2 separate regions of the Homo sapiens genome follow, and region 2 is linked to region 1. The links are chromatin contacts, found by Hi-C or POLR2A ChIA-PET in ENCODE. All regions are on one chromosome and are shown on one strand. Each heading gives the region's core, a stretch centred on a gene start or an enhancer-like site at or near the end of the contact. The rest is flanking DNA. Distances are from core to core; before and after follow the strand shown.

Evidence for each region. Hi-C counts contacts between places; a loop is a spot of excess contacts on that map. ChIA-PET counts read pairs that join two places held with the same protein, here RNA polymerase II (POLR2A). Pooled maps may share reads with other maps.
Region 2: a loop to region 1 is called in a pooled map, with 6 times the contacts of the local background. The contact joins the promoter of FDXR here to the promoter of ABCA5 in region 1. A Hi-C loop is called at or near these places in 1 of 50 pooled maps. POLR2A ChIA-PET finds 5 or more read pairs at or near these places in 2 of 52 experiments (GM12878 and PC-3).

Annotation. Positions count from the first base shown.
Region 1 is chr17:69,323,538-69,329,658 of GRCh38, forward strand. It overlaps ABCA5 (ATP binding cassette subfamily A member 5), which reads right to left and starts at 3,596. Exons shown (of 39, transcript NM_172232.4): 1 at 3,515-3,596. RefSeq lists silencers at 3,283-3,372, 3,503-3,882 and an enhancer at 3,963-4,102.
Region 2 is chr17:74,869,601-74,875,721 of GRCh38, forward strand. FDXR (ferredoxin reductase) reads right to left here and starts at 3,394. Exons shown (of 12, transcript NM_024417.5): 1 at 3,266-3,394; 2 at 2,436-2,533. The coding sequence starts at 3,344. It also overlaps a transcript of FADS6 not described here. RefSeq lists enhancers at 2,746-3,646, 3,444-3,738, 3,694-3,923, 4,544-5,444, silencers at 3,134-3,263, 3,304-3,533 and a cis regulatory region at 5,809-5,880.

The DNA.
Region 1 (6,121 bases), core at 2,346-4,845:
GAGCTGATTATCACTCCTTTGTTTTACCTCTATACCCAGTAAACATAACTGTAACTGCAGTAACTATACCCTGTCACCATTATTTATTTATATATTTTCATCTTGAACTTGACCATGAGATCCTTGATGAAAAAAACAACAGTCTTATTTATCTTTGTTTCTCCACCACCAATGGAAATATTAAACCCAGTATCATCTTACCACAGATTCCTTTATCAAGGCTTCCTGAGAGTCCTTAAAGATCAAGGATGTGCAAACTATGATGAAAGAGGTGGGGGCTAAATCCAACCCTCAGTCTGTTTGGCACAGCCCATGAGGAACACTGCTTCTGCATTTTTAAAAGGTTGAAAAATAATAATAATATCTTGTGACATGCAAAAATTATATGAAATTCAAATTTCAGTGTCTATAAATACAGTGTTATTGGAACACAGCCATGCTCATTCATTTATGTATTATCTATGACTGCTTTTGTGCTACAACAGTAAAGTTATTGAGACAGAGACCATACTGTCTGCAAACCTAAAATATTTACTATCTGGCACTTTACAAAAAACGTTGGTCAACTCCTGTAAAAAGGAAGAAGAGGGGAAGTGAGAAAAGTGGCATATTCACTTAACATTTACTGAAGGATTTATGCATCCAACATTATGAGGCAAAAAAAATAAAGTTAGACACTGTCACTAACTTTGCAGAGAGATAAAATTTAATATAATGTGATAAGAGAGAAAGAGCCTGGAAAGGAGTGGAATGGAATTTCCAGGCAGAAAGAAAAGAATGGTAAAGCTAGACTCCCAAACAAAAGGGCTTGACTTTTGTGAAGAACAGGGATACCTGCCATATGGCAGAGGCATAAGGCAAAGTGAACCGGAGCAAGGGGTGCAGATGTATGTTCTAGATAACACGGTAAAGGCAGGCATTGGGAATGGATTATGAAGTTTCTGGTATCCAAAATTAGACACCCTAATTTGTGCACTCATATCTTTCCTCTACTGTACTTTTCACAACTGTGAGTCATGTTTAATTTCCTAGCAATCACATATTCCACTAGTCCATCACTTTCCCAATCCCCAAATCTCCAAAGCTTCCATCTGTAGGATCACCCTCAGATTATGACCTTGAATCCTACTTTACTGAGAAAACTGAAGCAATTAAAAGAGATTTCCAAAATCCACCACAAAGTAATGTTATACATTTCAACAATGTGCCATTTCAGCCTAAACTGAAGACTGATTTCATTACAACTCTGAAACACAAGAAATTAAATGCAATCTGGTATTAGCTACACTTTTAAACTAAGATATTTTTGGAATGAGAAATTAGGAACATATCTGGCACATGAAACAAACTCCTGCCTAGCTACATCATTTGCTTCTCAATCAATGAAATAAAAGCACTACAAAATATGCCTTTTAGCTTAAAAAGGGATAAATTATAAATGCTCTCATCTTCTTTATTGCTTTAAAATTTACTGTAAGGTGGTGCAATAATAAAACAAAATGCAGTCAGGTGCAGTGGCTCACGTGGCAATCCCAGTGGGAGGAAGGCTTGAGCCCAAGAGTTCAAGATCAACCTGGGCAACATAGAGAGACACTGTCTCTACCAAAAAAAAAAAAAAAAAAATAGCCAGGCGTAGGGGCACACAACTGTGGTCCCAGCTACTTGGGAGGCTGAGGTGGGAGGATCACTTGAGCCTGCGAAGTCAAGGCTGCAGTGAGCCAAGATCCTGCCACTGCACTTCATCCTGGGTGACAGAATGAGACCCTGTCTCAAAAAAAAAAAAATGCTAGTTGTCAATATAATTTAACCTAAATTTTATCACAGTGTTTCTTGCTGAGGGAGAAAATAACAATGCAATGGTACACAGAGGACAAGTCATCCAATAAATTTTCTTATGCATAATAGGTCCTTAAAAGCTTGCCCTTAAAACTATTTTTAATCCAACTAATTTACATACTAGAAAAGTTATGACTTAGTACAATATCATAAAATTCTTTTATGCAATCACCCTCTCAACTAAACTCAAGGACAGAGATTATAAATTGTATTCATATCGGTACTCTTGGCACATAGTATGGTATCTGGAATGTAAAAGACATGCAACAAACCAGCCTGGGCAATATAGCAAGACTTCGTCTCTGAAAAACAAATAAAAAATTACCTGGGCGCAGTGACACACGCCTGTAGCCCCAGCTATTCAGCAGGGTCCCTAGAGTCCAGACGTTCAAGGCTGCAGTGAACTTTGATCGCACCACTGCACTCTAGCCCGAGACGCTGTCTCTTTAAAAATAAAAGACATGCAATACACATGGAATGTACTAATAAATTTGCTCTTATAGTGAATGTAAGATTTCCCTACACTAAATCTGTTTGAAAGGAAATATACTCAAACAGCACATATGCAAAGATTAACGCCTCTTTAGTTTGATTTTAACACAAATACCCACAAAGCCCTAACTGCCCTAATAATGTTCCCTACTATGGAGTCTTCCCTAAAACACATACAATATTGCTCTCCCGGCAAACACAAAATATACTAAATAAAGCACCAGAATTAGGGTCTGGCAGCCCGGGTTGGAATCTCAACTCCATCCTTTTACTAGCTGAGACCTTAATAAGTTACTTAACCTCTTTGAGGCCCATTCTCCACACCTGCCCAACTGGAATAACCCCCTCCAATCCTACAGGGTTGCTGTCAGAATGAAAAGAGCTAATACCGAGCCTGGCTTAAAGCTGTAGTCCAGCAAATACTCCTCTTCCCTTAGATTCCTTCAGAACGCCCTTGTAGAAAGTAAACGTGGTTATTATCTTCATTATTTTCGGACTTATTTATTTAAAACGTAAATCGAAGCCTGAGGAGCCCAGGGGAAAACCTCCTTCAGCTTAATAGCTCCAGCCTGCCCAGCTTTCCGATCCAATTAAGTATTTCCATGCCTGGAGCTCCTATTCGTGTTTTAGGATCAGGGAATTTCCCTCCCAAACTGTGTCATGAGATCTGCGCATTTTCTTCTCACTGAAACTCCTTTTAACACGCAAGGTAATGATCCGCGCGTAACCTCGCAGGGAAGAGCAAGCGCTCATTACCCAGCTGTTCAGACGGAAATTTACATCAATATTTGTTTTCCTTCTTTCCCTGAGGTTGCTGAGGGTGGAACGACAGCGTCCAGGCAAAGGCAGTGTCCCGAAGTCCCACGGCCGGACCCGGTCCCAGGGGAGCCTCGCGGAGCCCCCGCCGCAGGGCCCCGACCCCCTCACGTCCGCATCCTGGGCGCTCCCACCGCATCCCCGAGGCTGGCAACCCGCGCTTCCCGGGAGCTGAGGGAGGTCTGTTTCCCTCAGCTCGCCGCCTCTGCCCGCTTCCGAGCCCGCTTCACCCCACACCTCAGACGCCGAACTCCCCTTCTCTCCCCGCCGTCCCTCGCTGGCCAGCCCCTCCTCGTCCCCTCAACTCCCCCAGGGACGGCTGTCCCAGGCTAGCCTCAAGCGCCGCCGCCGCCCGCGACGCCCGCCTCACCTCAGGGCCCGAGCCGCAGAGCTGTCAGGCCTGGACGCGCTCAGTCTGTTGACTCAGTGCGGGTGACCCAGCTGGGATCTGTGCGAGGGCGCGGCCGCGCGCACCCGCGCGCTCCTGGCGCAGGCAGAGCTGGCGGCGCCGAAGTCGCGCCCCGCCTCCTGCAGAGCGCACCTGAGGGCGGGGCTCCTAGAAAGCGCCGCTCCGCGTACGGGCGCGCTTCAGACGCTCGGCCCCGCGCGTCCCGGCGCACGCAGGCAAGCAGCGCGCCCGGAAGAGGAGAGCGGCTGAGGGTGGGGCGAGCGGTGGCGCGCCGCTGCCCAGGGCCCCTGAGCCACTAGAGTCGGGCCTCGTGGCTCTTCCCCAGGGCCTCCCACGCCTGGGTTCTGCGGGGATCTCGCCACGCTCTTTCTGGAGGCACGGGCAAAAACCACGGCCTCGTGTCTCAGTGGTAAACCTGCCGCCTCTTAGCGGGTGACCTTGGCCCACGGCCCTCTCCTCATCTGCCTCGCCCAGTCACGTCTCCTCTTAAGCATCCTTGCCGTCTGTCTCCTGGCATTTGGATGGGCCTCTCTGAACGCGTTTTGAGTCCTCTGCAGCCCCGCTTCCTCCCGCCGCGGCATCTGGAGTGCTGTGGCCCCGTTTCCGTAACTCTTGCCTCCCCTCCCCAGCCTCCTCATTGGCCCTCACACCCCGACCTGGGAGGTCCTCCCACTGAGGGTGCTTGTAGTTCGCGGAGTGTCCTCATCAAAGACTGGGAATGCGGCAGATGCTGAATTTTCCAAACGGCCTGAGACACATGACATCTGTGAGAGACTGGATACTGCACTTACTTTGCTAAAAATATAATCTAGTGTTTTGAGCTTCATTACTCAAAGTGACCTAAATGGGGTCAAAAGTTATTAACACTAACATTACGTATTTTCCTCTCCACATTTCTGTATAGTCACATTCCCTTGCACAAAGACTTTTTTTTTATTCTGTCAATCCTGTGTACATCATGTTTTTTTTTTTTACTTGTCTTTGTGTTATCTGCTTCTCGAATTTAAACCAGGTCTCCCCAACATGCACTCTGCTTTCTAAATTCTTAGGGGAAAAACAAACAAACAAGGAATCAAGTTTTACTTATGGAATATGAATTAAATAGAAAATTCAAAGAGGTTCGTCAGAATCCTTGATGATTAAAACAGCGGTCCCCAACCTTTTGGGCACCAGGGACCAGTTTCATGGAAGACAGTTTTTTCTGGGGGAGGGAGGATGGTTTGGGGATGATTCAAGCACATTATATTTACTGTGCACTTTATTTCTACTGTTACTACACTGTAATATGTAATGAAATAATTATACAACTCACCATAATGTAGAATCAGTGGGAGCCATGAGCTTGTTTTCTTGCAACTAGACAGTCTCATCTGGGGGTGATGGGAGACAGTGACAGATCATCAGGCATTAGATTCTCATAAGGAGCACGCAACCTAAATCCCTCACATGCGCAGTTCACAATAGGGTTCTCGCTCCTATCACAATCTAATGCCACTGCTGATCTGACAGGAAACGGAGTTCAGGCCCTAATGCCAGCCATGGGGGGCCCCTGTAAATACAGATAAAGCTGCACTCACTTGCCCTCCGCTCACCTCCTGCTGTGCTGCTTGGTTCCTCGCAGGCCACAGATCCCGGTAGCAGTCTCTGGCCTGGGGATTGGGGACCCCTGGATTAAAAGATCTAGCAATGGGGATGGGGGAAAGGGAGATAAGTATATTCAAAAAACTACACCAGGAAACTAAAGAAGGCATGTAATGAAAACTATCCCTGATATATTCTGTCTCTTTTGGAAACATCTAGAACATTTTAGTTACAAATTCTCAATGGCCTAGGATTTGGGGCCAAGTAAAGAAATATACATGAAAGATAAACTTGGTTAACATGTTACTGAACCATACTTTCACCCCAACACTTCTCACTAGTAGCCTTAACCTGCCTTAACTTCAGAAGTCTACTCATTTCTACTACTATTCTAGGCATTTATTTCTTACATTTCTTATCCTTGTAATGTTCTCTGTCATTCATTCTGTCTGCTCATGCTTTTACTCTTGTTTCTAAATGACATGACCAAAACCCAATTCTCCAAAAATCTCATCACCCTGGACAAAATGATCTCACTCTCCTCCCAATTGCCTACATACTACCATCTTGTTCACATCATTTTATTTACTTACCATCTCTTCAATTAAATTGTAAATAGTCTTAGGTTAAGAGCTTTTTCTTGACTTGTCTTTTTCTTTTCTTTTCTTTCTTTCTTTATTTTTGTGACAAAGTTTTGCTCTGTCACCCAGGCTGGAGTGCAGTGCCATGATCACAGCTCACTGCAACCTCTACCTCCCAGGTCCAAGTGATCCTTCCATCTCAGCCTCCTAAGTAGCTGGGACTACAGGTGCATGCCACCACACAGGCTAGTTTTTGTATTTTGTTGTAGAGACAGGGTTTTTCCATGTTGCCTAGGCTGGTATCAAGCTCCTGGGCTCAAGTGATTCTCTGTCCTTGGCCTCCAAAAGTACTGGGATTACGGGCCTGAGCCATAGCACCCAGGCGAAAGCTTCTTCTTATACCGAT
Region 2 (6,121 bases), core at 2,144-4,643, 5.5 Mb after region 1:
CCTTCAGACTGCAATTGGGACATCTCTCCCTCCAGACTGGGCATGGACCCCCTCCCCGCACCCCAGTCTCTGTGCTTATAGCCGTCAGAGCCCTAAAATACCTTGTAAATTATCCACCTGTCCCCTCCACATTCGAATGTCAGGTCCTCGAGCACAGGGACCACGTCTGTCCTGTTCACCCCCATGTTCCCAGTAAAGCCTGCGCCCAGAACATGTTACGTCCAGTAAATGATTACTGAATGGATTAACATGGATGGCCTCACATGGAGCTGCCTTCGCTCAGATCCCAGTGCCATCCCTGCTCCACGGTGGAAGCTTGGACAACCTCACTTGGCCCTAGCATCCTTACCTGTGAAGCAAGAGGCACGACACCTGCTTTGCAGGTTGTCATGAGGATGCTACGAGATGCTGTGCTCAGTGCCTGACTCAAGCTAAGGGCCACTGTCCCAAACGTGCTGCATGTGGTCCTGTCTTAGGAGCACAGCCAGTAGCTTGGAGCTCCCTGTGGGCAAAGATCAGCCCAAGGATCAGAACAAGGATTGTACCTGGCCTGAGCCCCTCCCCATCCCATTCCACAAGGAAAGCATGTGCACGTGTCTGCCAGCTGAATACAGTCGTGCTAAGAACACTGCCTGGCCGGGCGCGGGGGCTCACGCCTGTAATCCCAGGACTTTGGGAGGCCGAGGTGGGCAGATCACTTGAGGTCAGGAGTTCAAAACCAGCCTGATCAACATGGTGAAACCCTGTCTCAACCAAAAATACAAAAATTAGCTGCATGTGGTGGAGTGCGCCTGTAATCCCAGTTACTCAGGAGGCTGAGGCAGGAGAATCGCTTGAACTTGGGAGATGGAGGTTGAAGTGAGCTGAGACTGTGCCACTGCACTCCAGCCTGGGCGACAGAGCCAGACTCCATCTCAAAAAAAAAAAAAAAAAAAAAAGAACACTGCCTGGAAAGCTTACTCTCCTCCCTTCCAAAATGTCAGGATCAGCTAAAAAAAAACTGTCCCTTATACAAAGCCCTTCAGGGCCTCTCCAGCCCCCATGTGCTCCCTGATCTCCATCCCAGAGCCCAGGCTGTCCTCCCTCCCACATGGCAGCGTGCCCAAGGCCTTGCATTCCAGGATGACTCCCCACATGTGGGAGGCCCTCACCAAAGCCCTTGGTCTGCTTCAAGGCAGCTCAAATGCACTGTCTCTCTTTTTTTTTTTTTTTTTTTTTTTGAGACAGGGTCTCACTCTGTCGCCCAGGCTGGAGTACAGTGATTTGATCTTGGCTCAGTGCTACCTCCACCTCCTGGGTTCAAGCGATCCTCCCGACTCAGCCTCCCAAGTACCTGGGACTACAGACCTGTGCCACCACACGTGGCTGATTTTTCTATTTTTAGTAGAGATGGGGTTTCACCACGTTGGCCAGGCTGGTCTCAAACTCCTGACTTCAAGTGATCCACCTGCCTTGGCCTCCCAAAGTGCTGGGATTACAGACATGAGCCACCTGGGCTTCCGGCCCAGGAAACAGTTTCTGATTGACCCCACCTGCCTCGGCTCACGCTGCCCACATTATTGTAATTAGCTCTTTCACCCGTGTTGCCTGGGAAGCATGCACGGGTCACTTTTCAGCAGAGTGATCAACTCATCCCAGTTTCCCAAGAACTTCCAGCTTAGCGCTGAAGCCCCTTGTCCTGGGCAGTCCAGGCCAGTTGGTCACCCTACATTTCAAGCATCTGTGTGTGTGTGTATAATTAAGATATTCATCCTTTCTCTTGTCTCTCCACGGACACTCCAAGCCTCTCCAAAGCTAGGCAACTGTCTCACGTCTCAGTTAACCTGGGTATCCCCTCTCTACTCTGTCCCAAAGTCTGATGTGGAGTCTCAAGTAGAACCTGTAGCCTTGGCTTGGGGCCCTTCCTGCCGAGGCAGACACTGAAAGCCTTGAGATCCTGGCCTTCACAGGGGAAGGGGGAGGGGCAGAGGGCAGGCTGAAAGAACAGAATGGCACGGAGGACTGGAGCTATGGGTGAGGAGGGCATGGCAAGGCAGGTAAAGTTACAGAAAGCGGAGGAGGTGGGTAGCCTCGAGATGTAGGATGTTTGGGATAGAGTGAAGATAGACGAGAGAGGAGGGAAGATGAAGGAGGACAAAGTCATTTTGCAGGTCTACATAAGCCCCCTGGAGTGCTTGGCCAGGGAGGCAAAGCTGACCACCTGCCACTGACCACTCACCACCAATGTGCGTTTTACACCCCTGTCACACTGAGGACGGGAGGGGAGGGGAGCCTCAGGTGTAGGTGAGGAAGCAAGTGGGAAGTGTCCAGGCCAGATGGCTGGGAGCCCCTTCCCCATAAGGCAACCAGGAGTGCTCTTAAAACCCAAAGCGGGTGAGGCTTGCCCTTAGGACTGGAGCAGCAGGTGAATGATGGACTATGAGTAAGTGGCTTACCTTTAGCAGGTGTTGGGCCGTGTAGAAGCCAGCTGGGCCACTGCCCACCACACAGATCTGGGGGGTCTTCTCCTGTGTGGAGAAATGGTGGCAGAAGCCTGGGGCCAGGCAGAGGAGAGGGAAAAGGTCAAAATTAACTTCTCTCCCCAGTCCCAAACCAACCTGAATATCCAACAGAAGCTGGAACTTCCCAAGCTTCACCCTCACCTGCATCCTCCTTCTCTTGTTCCTCAAGGCTTTGGCATTTGCAGGGTCTCTTACTTCATCTGAACCCCCAAAGGCTGTGGGTTCATCCAGAGCCCACATCTCACCCATGAACCTACTACACCACTGCCAATGGCCTGCCCAACAACACTTCATTCCCTATCCAATCGGCTAGAATCCCACATCCTTCCAACGGCCTCCATATCATCCCAATCTCGCCCCCGTGGGTCTCCCCACGGTGTCCCTCCTCTAACCCCTCTCTCTCTCCACAAAACGCTATATTGCCCATATAGACCCGTCTTATTCCTACAGATCCCTGTTTCGACTCAGACTTTCCTCTCGCCCCACAGACCTCCGTATCATCCTCCATTCACCCCGTCTCACACCTGTAGATCTCAAAGTCTCTCCTTTTCACCTTTGTTGACCTCCGTCTCTAACCCTAGAAGCCTCACATCTCACGCACAGATCTCCGCCCACCCCCGTACACCACCGGGATCTCGCCAGCAGGAAGACACCCCTTCAGTCTCACCCTTCTCCAGCCCTGCCCCAGCTCTGCTCCGACCCCTACTCAGCGCTCGCAGGCCTCCCCGCGCTCCCATCCAGCCCCAAAGGCGCCCTGCTCCTACTCGGGGTGCTCCCGGCGGGAGGCAGCCGGGTCCGAGGCCACGCCGACCAGCCCCACCAGCGCCAGCAGCGCGAAGCCATGGCTGGGAGCAGCAACCTGCAAGTGGATCTGTTCCTAGCTACTGCTCCGCAGGGCAAGCCCGCTCCTGCCCGGGCCCGCCCACAAGCGAGGCCCCGCCCCAAACCCCGCCCCCTGCGCTCCGGGAAAGCGGAGCCTTGCGGCTCCACCCCGACTCCCGAGAGAATCCCGCCCCCAAAAGAGAGACCCGCCCTTAACTACGCCCCACCGTCGAAGCCCCGCCCCTCGGAGCATCCGGGGTATACGCGATTTAATACATTTCTCCCCAGGCCTCACCTTCCCTCCAAATCCCGGAAGCCTAGGGTTGGAAGAGAGCGAATCCCCATCGCTGTTTCAGTCCCTCCCCAAGGAAACAGCCACTAAGAAAGGAGCTTATTTTACTTAGCCGCGCCCCTCTCGGGAGGCTCTCGTCGCTCACTGATGACGCAGACGCCCTTGCCATTTGATTGCGAATCCTCCCACGTGACTTCGTCCTAGCCAATCACGAGTCCGGCTCCAAGCGAGCCTTCCCGCCGTTGGGAAATAACCAGAGTGCGGAAGTCTGGGGCGAGGGAGCTCCTTCCCGGAGCCCAGCAGCCTCCTTCTTCGACCCCGGGTGTTGTGCCGATGTAACCCCTCAAATCCCCGTCTTTGCCGGGCCAGGGAGAATATTAAACCCTGGAAAGCTCGTCCCACCTCACCTCCTTTCCCATTACATAGGTGAAGAAAAGCGGGGCGGGGCAGTGGCTTACGTATGGTACTAAGGACAGAGCGTCCGACCCCCGTGCAGCCGAGCCGGGACCAGAGTTGAGGTACTCCCCTCGGGTTCAGAATTTAAGGGGGCTCCAAAACACTCAGTAATCAAGATAAATATAATACTGCAACGTTTTAAAAGGTCAAAAGTAATGCAAAAAGTCTATGATCAAAATGTTTTTAAAAATAAGGACAGGATCCGTAGTCACAGCTGACCCAATAAGCCTAACCCCTCTTCCTTTTCCCCATGGGCCCTCTTGTCAAATATTACTTCCTTGGAGAAGCCTTTTCTCTGACCCGTCCCCTCCCAAGTTCCAAGGAGTTAAAGGCCTCTCATTCCACAGCATCTGACCTTATCCCATCATGACTTACTACACTGGTTGTCGTTTTTAATGAGATTTTAAATTCAATAATAACATACAGAAAAGTGCACAAATCATGAGTGTACAACTTGACAATATATCACAAGGTGTAACCATATAACCACCACCCAGATCAAGAAATAAAACATGGCCAGTATCCCAGGAGTCCTCTGTGCCCTTACTGGTCACTTCCCCTCCCTCCCACTGGTAAGTAAATGCTGTCTGCTTTCTAATAGGTCACTGTGTTTTATGCCTGTCCCACTAGACCAGGAGTAGGCAAACTATAGCTTGCAGGCCAAATACTGTCCACCAGCATGTTTTGGATGACCAACAAGAATGGCTTTTACTGTTTTTGTTTTTTTGGAGGTTTTGGGGTTTTTGTTTTTGGTTTTGATTTTGTTTTTTGAGACAGGGTCCTGCTCTGTCACCCAGGCTGGAGTGCAGTGGTGCTCACTGCAACCTCTGCTTCCTGGCTTGGCTCAAGCGAGCCTCAGGCCTCAGCCTCCGGAGTAGCTGGGACCACAGGTGCCTGCCACCACGCCTGGTTCATTTTTGCATTTTTTGTGGAGATGGGGTTTTGCCATGTCACCCAGGCTGGTCTCGAACTCCTGAACTCAAAGCGATCCTCCCACCTCGGCCTTCCAAAGTGCCAGGATTACAGGAGTGAGCCACCACACCCAGCTTGTTTTTATATTTTTAATGGTAAAAAACAACATTTTGTGACACGTAAAAATTACATGAAATTCAGACTTCAGTTTGAATAAAACTTTATTGGAAGACATCCATGCTTACTTCTTTACATATTGTCTATGGCTATATTTGTGCTTTGATGGCACAATTGAGTAGTTGTAACAGAGATCATATGGTTCGCAAAGCCCCAGATATTTACTATCTGGTCCTTTACAGAGTTTGACCACCCCTGCACTACATTATAAGCTCCATGAGGATGGGGACCCAGTCTCAGCTCTTATACCCCCAGGGCTTCACACACTGGCTAGCACATAATGGAAGTTCGTACAATCGAAAAAGTTCTGTAGGGCTCCCCATCTAGAGGCAGTATATCTGGTGGTGGAGGATGGATTCTAGAGTCAGACAACATTGGGTCTGAATCCCTCTTCCTCCACTTACTAGCTATATGACATTGAGAAATTTAATCTCTCCAGGACTTTTTTTCACTGTCTGTAACATTTGGGGGAAATATGAATAGTGGCAATTTGTTGTAGACATTAAAATCAGATGATGAGGTCAAGACAACTTCCATAAATGCTAGATAAACATTAGCTATTATTATCATCATCCATATGTATTATGACCTCCCATATGTCTCTGTAGATTAGACCTTAAGTCTCTGCAGAGATCTGGATATACTTCATTCACTCCTGTCACCTCCCTCACCTCTCAGGCCTCAGAAATTCCCAGCCCACATCCTAAGTGAAACAGAAAATGGAGCCTCAAAGCAATCGAGTGACTTGTTCCCATGATACCCATGGTACAGCCAGATCTGGCACCAGTGCCTTCAGCTGCTGCCCATACCCCAGTCAGGTCCAGATCAATAACAATGAGTCATTGGTTATGTATTTGGATGGTTTTAATCATGAGCCAGGACTGTGCAACTGGGGCCTTTTCTGCCACTGCGTTTCTCAAATGGAGAATTAGCAGTTTGATTAATTACACCCCTAGATCTC